2 separate regions of the Homo sapiens genome follow, and region 2 is linked to region 1. A link is an interaction called in ENCODE POLR2A ChIA-PET data of the cell type or tissue named here. Cell type or tissue: MCF 10A. All regions are shown on one strand.

What was found. ChIA-PET counts read pairs that join two places held together with the same protein. Peaks named below come from ENCODE experiments on the same cell type or tissue, not always from the same donor. Only the 100,000 strongest peaks of a DNase experiment are listed, where the experiment ranks them.
Region 2: POLR2A ChIA-PET joins it to region 1 with 5 read pairs; 5 of 35 experiments call an interaction of 5 or more read pairs at or near these places.

Annotation. Positions count from the first base shown.
Region 1 is chr1:235,586,398-235,591,397 of GRCh38, forward strand. The region is part of intron 2 of GNG4 (G protein subunit gamma 4); the gene reads right to left. Among named protein-coding and RNA genes, the nearest start is that of GNG4, 61 kb to the right of the region's middle. In MCF 10A, no CTCF peak of the experiment used is centred here; DNase peaks (open chromatin) are centred at 2,754 and 3,014.
Region 2 is chr1:235,660,236-235,665,235 of GRCh38, forward strand. It overlaps LYST (lysosomal trafficking regulator), which reads right to left. Exons shown (of 53, transcript NM_000081.4): 51 at 4,230-4,386; 52 at 3,749-3,820; 53 at 806-2,843. The coding sequence ends at 2,705. Among named protein-coding and RNA genes, the nearest start is that of GNG4, 13 kb to the left of the region's middle. In MCF 10A, no CTCF peak of the experiment used is centred here; no DNase peak of the experiment used is centred here.

The sequences.
Region 1 (5,000 bases):
ATGTGTGTCTGCGTTGCTGTGTGTCTACACAAAATGAGGGAGGAGACACAGTCTAGTTCCCAACCCTTCCCAGCTGATGCAATGAAAAAAGGACTCTGATGTGATTTGGATGTTTGTTCCCTCCAAATCTCATGACGAAATGCGATTCCCAATGTGGGAGGTGGGTCCTGGTGGGAGGTACTGGATCACGGGGCCAGATCAGTCAGGAAGGGCTCAGCGCCACCCTTTGGTGATAAGTGAAAGTCACTCTGAGTTCATCCAAGACCTGGTTGTTTAAAAGTGTGTGTCGCCTTCCTGCTGTCTCTCTTGCTCCCACTCTTGCTGTGTGATAGTATGGCTCCCCCTTCACCTTCTGCATGAGTGGAAGCTTCCTGAGGCCTCACCAGGAACAGATGCTGGCTGCCATGCTTCCTGTACCACCTGCAGGACCATAAGCCAATTAAACCTCTTTCCTTTAGAAATTACCCAGTATCAAGTATTCCTTTACAGCAACACAAAACAGCCTACTACAGACCCTACAGTGACTGCCTTCAAATCTTGATCCTGCTCTCCCCATTCTAGACTCCATCCCTCTCGCCCCTTGTCTTTGACTTGGGCATTTAGGAGTTGGGGGAGGTTCAGGGGAGGAGGAGGTAGAGTTTGGGATCAGCAGGGGTGAAGCCAAGAGGACATGGAGCAGGGCAAAGGGAGGAGGGGAGGGCTCTGCACTGTGTGTGAGGGAGTCTGTGGTGAGTAGGAGTGTGTGAAAGTGTGGGGTGGGGGTGAGCGTGTGAGAGTGTGTGGGGGTGAGTGTGTGTGACAGAAAGTATGTGTGAGGGTGTGGGTGAGTGTGAGTGTGTGAGGTGGGGTGTGTGTGATGACAGTGTATGTGAGTGTGTGTGAAGGTGTGGGTTGGGGTGTGTGTGAGGGTGAGGGGTGTGTGTGTGTGAGAGTGTGAGAGCATGTATGAGGGTCAGGGGTGGGGTGTGTGTGAGTGTGTGTGTGAGCACGTGTGTGAGCATGTATGAGGGTGAGGGGTGGGGGTGTGTGTGTGAGGGTGGGTGAGCGTGTGTGAGGGTACAGGGTGGGGGGTGAGTGTGAGAGTGTGGATGGGGGGTGGGGGTGTGTGAATGTGAGGTGGGTGTGTTGTGGGTGTGTGTCAGGGTGTGGGTTGGGGTTGTGAATGTGGGAGGGTGTGGGGTGGCGGTGAGTGTGAGTGTGGGAGGGCATGGGGTGGGGTGTGTGAATGTGGGGTGGAGTGTGAGTGTGGGAGGGTGTTGGGTGTGTGTGTGACTGTGGGGTATGTGTGCGAGTGTTGGGTGTCTGTGTGTGAGGGTGTGTGTGGGTGTGGGTCAGGGTTCAGGGTGGGGGTGAGGGTGAGTGTGGGAGAGTGTGGGGTGGGGGTGTGTGTGTGTGTGAAGGTGAGAGTGTGAATACAGGCACGTCTCAGAGCATGCGGGGTGAACGTGTGTGTAAGTGTATGGAGTGTGTGAGAGGGTGTGGGGGGTGTGTTTGTGTCTGGAGTGTGAGTGTGTGGGTATAAGTGTGAGTCCTTGAGGATGTGTGCACATGTGCACAGGTGGGTCATGTGGCGGGGAGGGAACAGCTAACGTTACCGGGGAAAGCAGCAGAGCCGACTCTCAGTCCCGTCAGGCCCCTGCAGCTGCGCCCACCTCTCTCCCTCCCAGGCGCTGTTCAGACGGCCCTGATCCCTCAGCCCTTCCTCATTCTTCCGCTGTTCAAAAGAAGGGCTCGTTTTCCACATGCCCTACCCTCTCCGCAGAGGAGAGTTCTGGCTGGAGGCTTCCTGTGGGAAGGTCCCACCAGCGCACTGTGCTTTCCTTGTTGTGCGCTGGAGATAAAATAAGCGGGTGGGTGACCCTCTGGGGGTTCCATCCCTCCATGGCCTCCCTCTCAGGCCCTCCATGTGCGTCCACTCTCCAGCCCATGTCTGCCACCCACAGCCGAGGCCCCTGGACCTGGCCCCCAGCGGGGGCTGTGCTCTCCGACCCCAGCTTCTCCCTCAGCCCCTTCTCTGCTGCTTCCTCCTCCCCTGGCTCCATACTTAGCCTCAACAGCATGACCCAACTACCACCACTGTCTCCCAAGAGCCGTCTGCTTCTCTGGCCCTTTCCTCTGTCCCTAAAACCTGCTTCGGTATGGACCCAACTCCTCCCCTCTCCACACTCACGAAGGGGCTGCTCAGCGCTGCTGGAGAGACCCCCCCCACTAAACTCTGCCCATCAGACATCCACAATCCAGCCTCTGCGAGGCCCTCAGAGCTACCTGGCAATAGGACTCCTTGCCCCAAATCATCTCCCCCTCCCTTCATCCTCTTCTTCCAGTCTTCATCACTTCCTCATCACCTCTGACCTTTCCTCCTCAGCAGAGGACCTCAGCCCCTCTGTCTACACAGAATGGCCATTAGCAGAGAACCCTCCTTAATGTTCCCCACCCCACCTACTCCACTCCACACCCACATCCATCCTTGCCTCCACTCAGGGCAGCAGCTCTTCCTCCACAGCAGAGCCTGTAGGACACCACCCACAGCTGCTCCCGACTTGCTGCCCTGCCGGCAGGGCCCTCCTTCCTCCCCAGGGGCTGACAATGGCAGACTCACTTTCTTGCCTCCCTTGCTGTAAGGCCAGAGCACGCGTGTCAGGAACATGGCTGTGCTTTGGTCAAGGATAGGCTGAGGTAAACATCCAGAGTGACTCAGCAAGTTTAGAGCGCAGGCGTATAACTCCACTTGTCATCACAGCCATATAGCCATAACATCGGAAGGCTCATCATTTGGCTCTAAGCCACTGTTGTTTGTAAAAGCTATTATTGCCCTGCTGACACTGTACAGGCATGCTGGCGCCCAGAGAAAGAGCCAAAGCTGTCCATTTTGCAGGTAGACAGGGGGAGCCAGGGCACAGCACAGTTCAGCTCGTGCCCAGAGAGAGAAAGAGTTAAGCTGCTGACCCCGAAGGCAGGGGAGAGTCGGCCATGCAGCTATGTGTGGGAGCTGGCTGCTGAGAGGAGCCACAAAGCCAGAGCAGACAGCTGAGTCAAGGCGGACAGTGTGAGAGAGCTGGTATGAGTCAGCTGCTGAGAGACCTGTTGAGTAAAACTACATTTCACCTGCTTATGGCCCCACGAGTGTTCCTTCAGCTACCTGCCCATCCGCCCACTCCCCTCGAACCTCAGCATGGGCTGGAACCTGACCCCAAGCAGGGCATTTGGTATAGTTGTGAACCTGACAACGTGACCTTGTCCTCCTCAATGGGACATCAGGGGAAATCTGCAGGGACTCATAGGGAGGGTTTTCCTCCCCGACGGAGGGACAAGGGGAGAAAGCTCTGTCTTTGGCCACCTTGAGTTGTGTTTGCAGCTGCCAGAGCCATAAAACCACTGGGGAATCAACCAAGGACACGGTCACTAGTCTAGTGGAGAAAATGACCTGGATCCTTGAGCTGGGTGGGTCCTTGGAAGTCTATTCCTGATCCTTGAAATGAGATAATGTACTCCTCATGGTTCAGGCCATATTTGTTGGGTCATCTGTCACTTGCAGCTGAAGGCATCTTCTCAGCCAAGGCTAACACTTCACAGGTCAGTAGACCGCTCCCCTCCCCAAGGGATCTGCCCTACACTCACCCCTCCATCCTGTAATGTCCACGTCTCTGGCGCTTTTCCTCCTCAGAATATGCAAATATATTTATGCAATCTGCACCTGACCATCTTAAAACAAGCAACAACATCAACAGTCTTCCCTCCCTGCAATCTTCTGCATTCTTGCTTAAGAAGGTGGAGAGGCTGGGTGTGGTGGCTCATGCCTGTAATTCCAGCACTTTGGGAGGCCGAGGTGGGTGGATCACCTGAGGTTAGGAGTTTGAGACCAGCCTGACCAATATGGTGAAATCCCCTCTTTACTAAAAATACAAAAATTAGCCAGGCATGGTGGTGGGTGCCTGTAGTCCCAGCTACTTGGGAGGCTGAGACAGGAGAATTGCTTGAACCTGGAAGGCAGAGATTGCAGTGAGCCGAGATTGCGCCACTGCACTCCAGCCTGGGTGACAGAGTGAGACTGTCTGGAAAAAAAAAGAAGGTGGAGAGGTAACCACAGATTCCCCTGAGAGGCCCCTCAGTAACTAAAGGAAGAGATTCTAATGTAAGGATGAAAAGCCGTCTTTCGGGAGCACTGGGTAAACAGGCCTGCTCCACGGTCTCTGCTCTGCTGCCCTCGGCTCACCCTGATTCTGTGTCTAGGACAGTCACCCTTGTTGCCCAGAGTGATCCTTAAGCGATTTCATGTGTGCGTGTTTGTGTTTTCTCTCTCCAAGGGGCTGCTCTGGCTTCTCCCAGCACTGTGGCCCTGCACACCTGGACGTCCGTATTTTACAATCTCCCAGGCTGATTCTGGCCCGTACCAAAGGAGAGCACCACTGCTGGCTGTGAGCCACTTCTACTTCGTGATTCCTTAGTGTCCAAATTACCTTGCATGGGACGCATAGGATGTCTCATGTACCTTAGGGGCTGTCTCAACTAGTCCTTTTTGAATTTTAACGTGCATATGAATCACCTGAGGATTTTAAAATGCAGATTTTGATCGAGTGGCTCTGGGGTAGGGGCCGAGATCCTGCGCTTCTAACGAGCTTCGTGAGGCTGCTGGTCCACGGACCACACTTTGAGTAGCAAGGCTCTGAATCACTGACTGTTGGTATTGCAGGGGAACATGGAGGTCCGGTTCCAATCCTCTTATTTTTCAGATAAGGAAATATATTCAAGGAGGTTAGGTAACATAATTTCCCAGCGCTCCTCAGCAGGAGTGGAAGGAAGCACTGCTCCGCCACTGCTCCTGGCTCATTACCCACCTTGGCCTAGTGGCGCTTAGGATTTCATCCCCCACACTTGGTCTGTCCTGCTCTCCTGGAACAGACTCATCCCCTGGGTGATCCTAACCTTGCTTAACCTGGGAGTGAGGTGTCAGGAGGGAGCCCCTTCCCTGAGGTGGGCAAAAAAAGCAGGAAATCCCTGGT
Region 2 (5,000 bases), 74 kb after region 1:
AAGTCCTTCCTCTTACATTCTTTCAGAGTACCCTATATTTTACCTAACACTTACCATGGTTTGTAACTGTACATATTGTGTGTTATTTATGGTGGTTTCTCCACCAGCCTGTAACCTCCAGGAGTGCAGGGGACCACCGTGCTTTGTGCAGCACGATATCCTCAGCACTTGGTACAGTGCCTGGCACCTGGCAAGGGCTCAATATAGATCTGCTGTGGGGTCGGGGGTGGGCAGATGGTTTTTTCTTTAAAATGAGCGGTTTGATCTTGGGACTAGTGTCCACACCATCTAAGGGTAGTAAAGGTTGAAACATAAAATTTTAGTACAAAAACCACAATAAGAAATGAAAGTTAGGCCGGGCGTGGTGGCTCACACCTGTAATCCCAGCACTTTGGGAGGCCAAGGCAGGTGGATCACGAGGTCAGGAGATTGAGACCATCCTGGCTAACACGGTGAAGCCCCGTCTCTACTAAAAATACAAAAAAAAAAAAAAAAAAAAAAAAAGTTAGCCGGGCGTCGTGGCACACTCCTGTAGTCCCAGCTACTTGGAAGGCTGAGGCTGGAGAATCGCTTGAACCTGGGAGGCGGAGGTTGCAGTGAGCTGAGATCGTGCCACTGCACTCCAGCCTGGGCGACAGAGCTAAACTACATCTCAAAAAAAAAAAAAAAAAAGAAAGTTATCTTTTTCTAGTGATATAAATGCATAGTGGAGCTAAAGACAGAACCTATGTGGGTTACACAGAAAGCCATCGATTTGAGATCTGCTCATAATATTTAAATAGCTTAAAGAAGAGGTGTTTACATCTATTTTTATGAAATTTATTTCCAAATTGAAGAGGCAGTGTATATAAAGGTAACAGAGCTTGTGATAATTTACAGAAATGTTTGCTACAACATGCACATTATGAAGTATTTCAAACATATACATATTAGGTTTCATGCTGAATAAATAATCCCCCCAAATTAATTTTTATTTTTACATAAAAATATAATATTGCACTCTTAACAAGACCAGTTATTCTGCATATTTTCTCTTTAGATAAATGATGAAATTCGGTTTTTAAAAAAAGATGAGTAGCAACCCTATTCTAATAGGGGACTAATTTAAAGTTCTCAGTAAAAAAATGAAAGCTAGACAATAGCTGCAATTTTTTGTTAACAAAGCAAATCACTTCAACGTGAATAGGAGTAATCTCATCTCTGCACCTCCATGGACCTCAGGATTCACACCTGGCCTGAGCACACGGTGATCTAAATGCAGCCTAGGTATCACTACATGTGTATGCAGTTTAAGGTTAAAGCATACATGGCCACGTGCTTTCTCTCGAATCTATCTTGACAGCAGAGACTTTGGAATTATATTTTATATGGTTTTTAAGCAGAATGTTTTAGAAAGTCTGGAAGTTACAAAAGTAGTACTGTAAACACCATATGAATTAAATTTCCATAACAAATGCACAAGTTATTCTTAGGCAGGGATACATATTTTTATCCCATGGTAACATATTACTGAGCTTATCTGACAGTGTTTTCAAAGCCAATAAAGCAGCACCCCAAGTAAAAATATACAGACAGCCATCATATGGGAGAGACAGACGGCTCCAAGATGTTTAGGAATTCTGTCTTTATGGTATGTAAGTTTGCTGTGGAATACACGAGATTTTATTATTCTTCCTAGAATTCTCAGATGGTATAGGTTAGTAGAAACAGAATGAAATGGTTTCCTAAAAGAATTATTCTGCCTCCTGTTTAAAGTAAGCTTTTATAATTCTGTTTTGGGGAAGAAAATTCTTCCTGCAGATTAGATCAAATGCCTTATTTAGGCTGTGTTCTTAATACCCATGCAAACTTCTTGCATACTGAAGGCTTTCTATTGCAAATTGGTACAGATTCAATGCTCTGTAAATAGCAGACTTTAAGACTTACCATTGTGTTTAAACCTCAGTGACTCAACTAAGGATAGTCAATATCTAGCGTTACAGATTTTAAGTAAAATTTTTATGAAGAAACAGAATGTGTCTGAAATCCAAGATACCTGTATTCTTGTTTGTGGCTGTCAAAAAAATTCTGGTTCTCCTTTGAGCTAAGAAAGCAACTGGCAAAAACTGCCTAATTTTGAGATTCATTCATAGTTTATTTTAGTATTTAGATATTCCATAAAATATTTGGTACAGAGGCACCTACTGAATAATTTGCTTCTCAAAGAAAGCAATTATCAAGTCCTAAAAATTATCTTTTTTTCTTTCCTCTTTTGGAGCATGTGTGTGTGGTGGGAGGAGTATTTCATGGCAGTAAACTTTTAAAATATAATTTTAGTGTGTTTTATATAAACAATCAACCAACCAATTTAAATTCTACTGGTCCTTTTGGAATCATAGAAAAAGGGGAGACCTTAATATTTTCTTTGGAATACCTTGGTGGGAAAAAATTTTAAGAATATCATTTTAATGTACCATGCGAGGCTTAAAACTTGTTGGCTAGTGCATATTGACACAATCTTCCAGATTATCACTAAAATAGAACAGAACTTTCCTCTTAGGATCATGTGACTCTTCAGAATTTTGTGCAGATGAATAGACTTTATCATTATTTGGATGGTTTGTCCAGTCATCCATTTCTTTAGGTTCAACCTCCTAAAACTGGTGAAGTCAACAAATCTAGTTTGGAGTTAAAGTGCTTTGGAGAACGTGAAGTTCATTCGCATTCACCCGGCTGCATAGCTGCTAAGGAAGGAATAGAACATTGGCTGTTTCAAGCGCTGCTGGTCCTTCCGACACCAGGCAATCACGGTCCCATCACTGTTTGCTGTGTACAAATGGTGGCCATCACAAGAAAATGTAAGGCTGTAAAAAAAAAAAAATTCCCATTTGTACATTATATTTCTTAAAAGTGTATTAGCATATTGGTCATCATACTGAGGTTAGTGTAAAGAAGTTATCTTCAGTGGCGCAGAGAGACATAAACTAAATGACTGCCTACAACTCATTGGTTTTGACTGTAATTCTAACATAGTCACTCTGCTGACAAGTTGAGATGCTCATAAATGCGGTGATATAGAATAAAATCAGGATCACAAAGCTCAGTACATTCTATTCTTTGCATATCTTCTTTTGCCTCCTTGTTTATGCTTTATTACATAAACAACAAATATTTGGGTGTACAAAACTTTTAAAAATATAACAGTACTATATTTTCTCCTTATAAAGATAAATAAGTATTTTATGGCTATATATTATTTCCCTAAAAGAGAAAAGGAAAAAAATGTAACATTAGTAATTAATTTAGGTTCCTTAAACTTTAAATTTAGTACACTGAAAATACATTTAATTTAATAAAGTAAAATTTGAATCACTTTATTTCTAATTATTTAAAGTCAAATTTGTTAACTAAGCAAAGAGTAACTGATTATTTATCTATTTTGTCAAGCACCCCTGCAGCTATCAATCACCATTATGGTCTTGTCAAATATGAAAGGAAAAAATACAGTCTCTATGATTCCAGAGACACACTACAAGCATGCCTTTCCACTAGACTCTGAGTCACTGACTCGGATTTTAAGCTCCATGAAGACAAGGAGTGTGGTCTCTCTTGCTGCTGGGTCACGGACAACCCGCTGTGTGTTAAGTGGTTGGCTTTTCATGATGACTTCAATTGCACATTTCTTTAAGTCTGTGTGCTTAAATACCTCTCTACGAAAAATACAATCACAAATTGTATTCTGAAGCATAAGAGGGGGAGAAGATCTTACCTGATGATGGGCTTATTTGATTTGGGAAATGTAATTTCTCTCACAGGCTTTAAGTCCCATGTGCTCCATAACCTAGAGGGGAAAAAAATCATCTAATTATGCAAACTAAAATTACTCTCCCTAAAAAGCCCTCTATATTTGTTTATTTGTTAAAAATCATGTGGAAGGAAATGTAACAAACAATTAACAGTAGTTCCCTCTAGGGAGTTTGCAGGGGGTAGATGTGGGAATAAGAGAACTTTTAACTTTGTATACTTCCATACTGTTAATCTTTTATAGTTAACATAAAACTTCAAAACTGTGCTAAAGCTATCTTTATTATTTAGAAATAAAACAGGAATAACTAAAGAACCTACACCCCAAGGTGAGTTTAAATCTCTAAATACTGAATATTAATATGCCTAGATATTAAAAATTAATTTCTGAAACTCCTGTGTCCTTATGAATGAAATCAAAAAAAGAGAATCCAAATTCCTCTTACCTTACAATTCCATTTTCTAATCCCCCAGCGATTACATTGATAGATACTCCCTCAGGCTGGTTGGAGAAAGCCACGGAACAGATGATCTCCCTGCAGTGGACATGTCCAACGAGATCCCCGTTCACCGTCCAGAGTCTGAGGTCACTGCCTCCGCCAGCTAAAACACCCAAATCATCCGGCGGGTTACCAGAATGTGGCTGTCTCAGAGCCCACATTTGGCCCCAGAAGGGCAACCCTGAAGGGCAAGCTCATTTGTTTATTGATGAAGTTTGTAGACAACCCATGACTGAAGACTGTATAAATGAAATTACTACACAAGTTGCACAGATTTTTCTTTTTCATTTTCTTTTGAGACAGAGTCTAACTCTGTCGCCCAGGCTGGAGTGCAGTGGTGTGATCTTGGCTCACTGTAACTGCCTCCTGAATTCAAGAGATTCTTCTGCCTCAGCCTTCTAAGTTGCTGGGACAACAGGTGCACGCCACCACATCCGGCTAATTTTTATATTTTTAGTAGAAATGGGTTTTTGCCATGTTGGCTAGGCTAGTCTTGAACTCCTGACCTCAAGTGATCAGCCCACCTCGGCCTCCCAAAGTGCTGGGATTACAGGCGTGAGCCACTGCACCAGGCCAAGTTGCATAGATCTTTATGTATTAATCAAGAGACAATAACCAGCGAAAAAATAAAAATAAGAAGAAGCAATCTATGTGTACAGTAACAAGGTAAAATAATCATCTTTGTGTAATTGTAATATTTCAGCATATGAACCACCA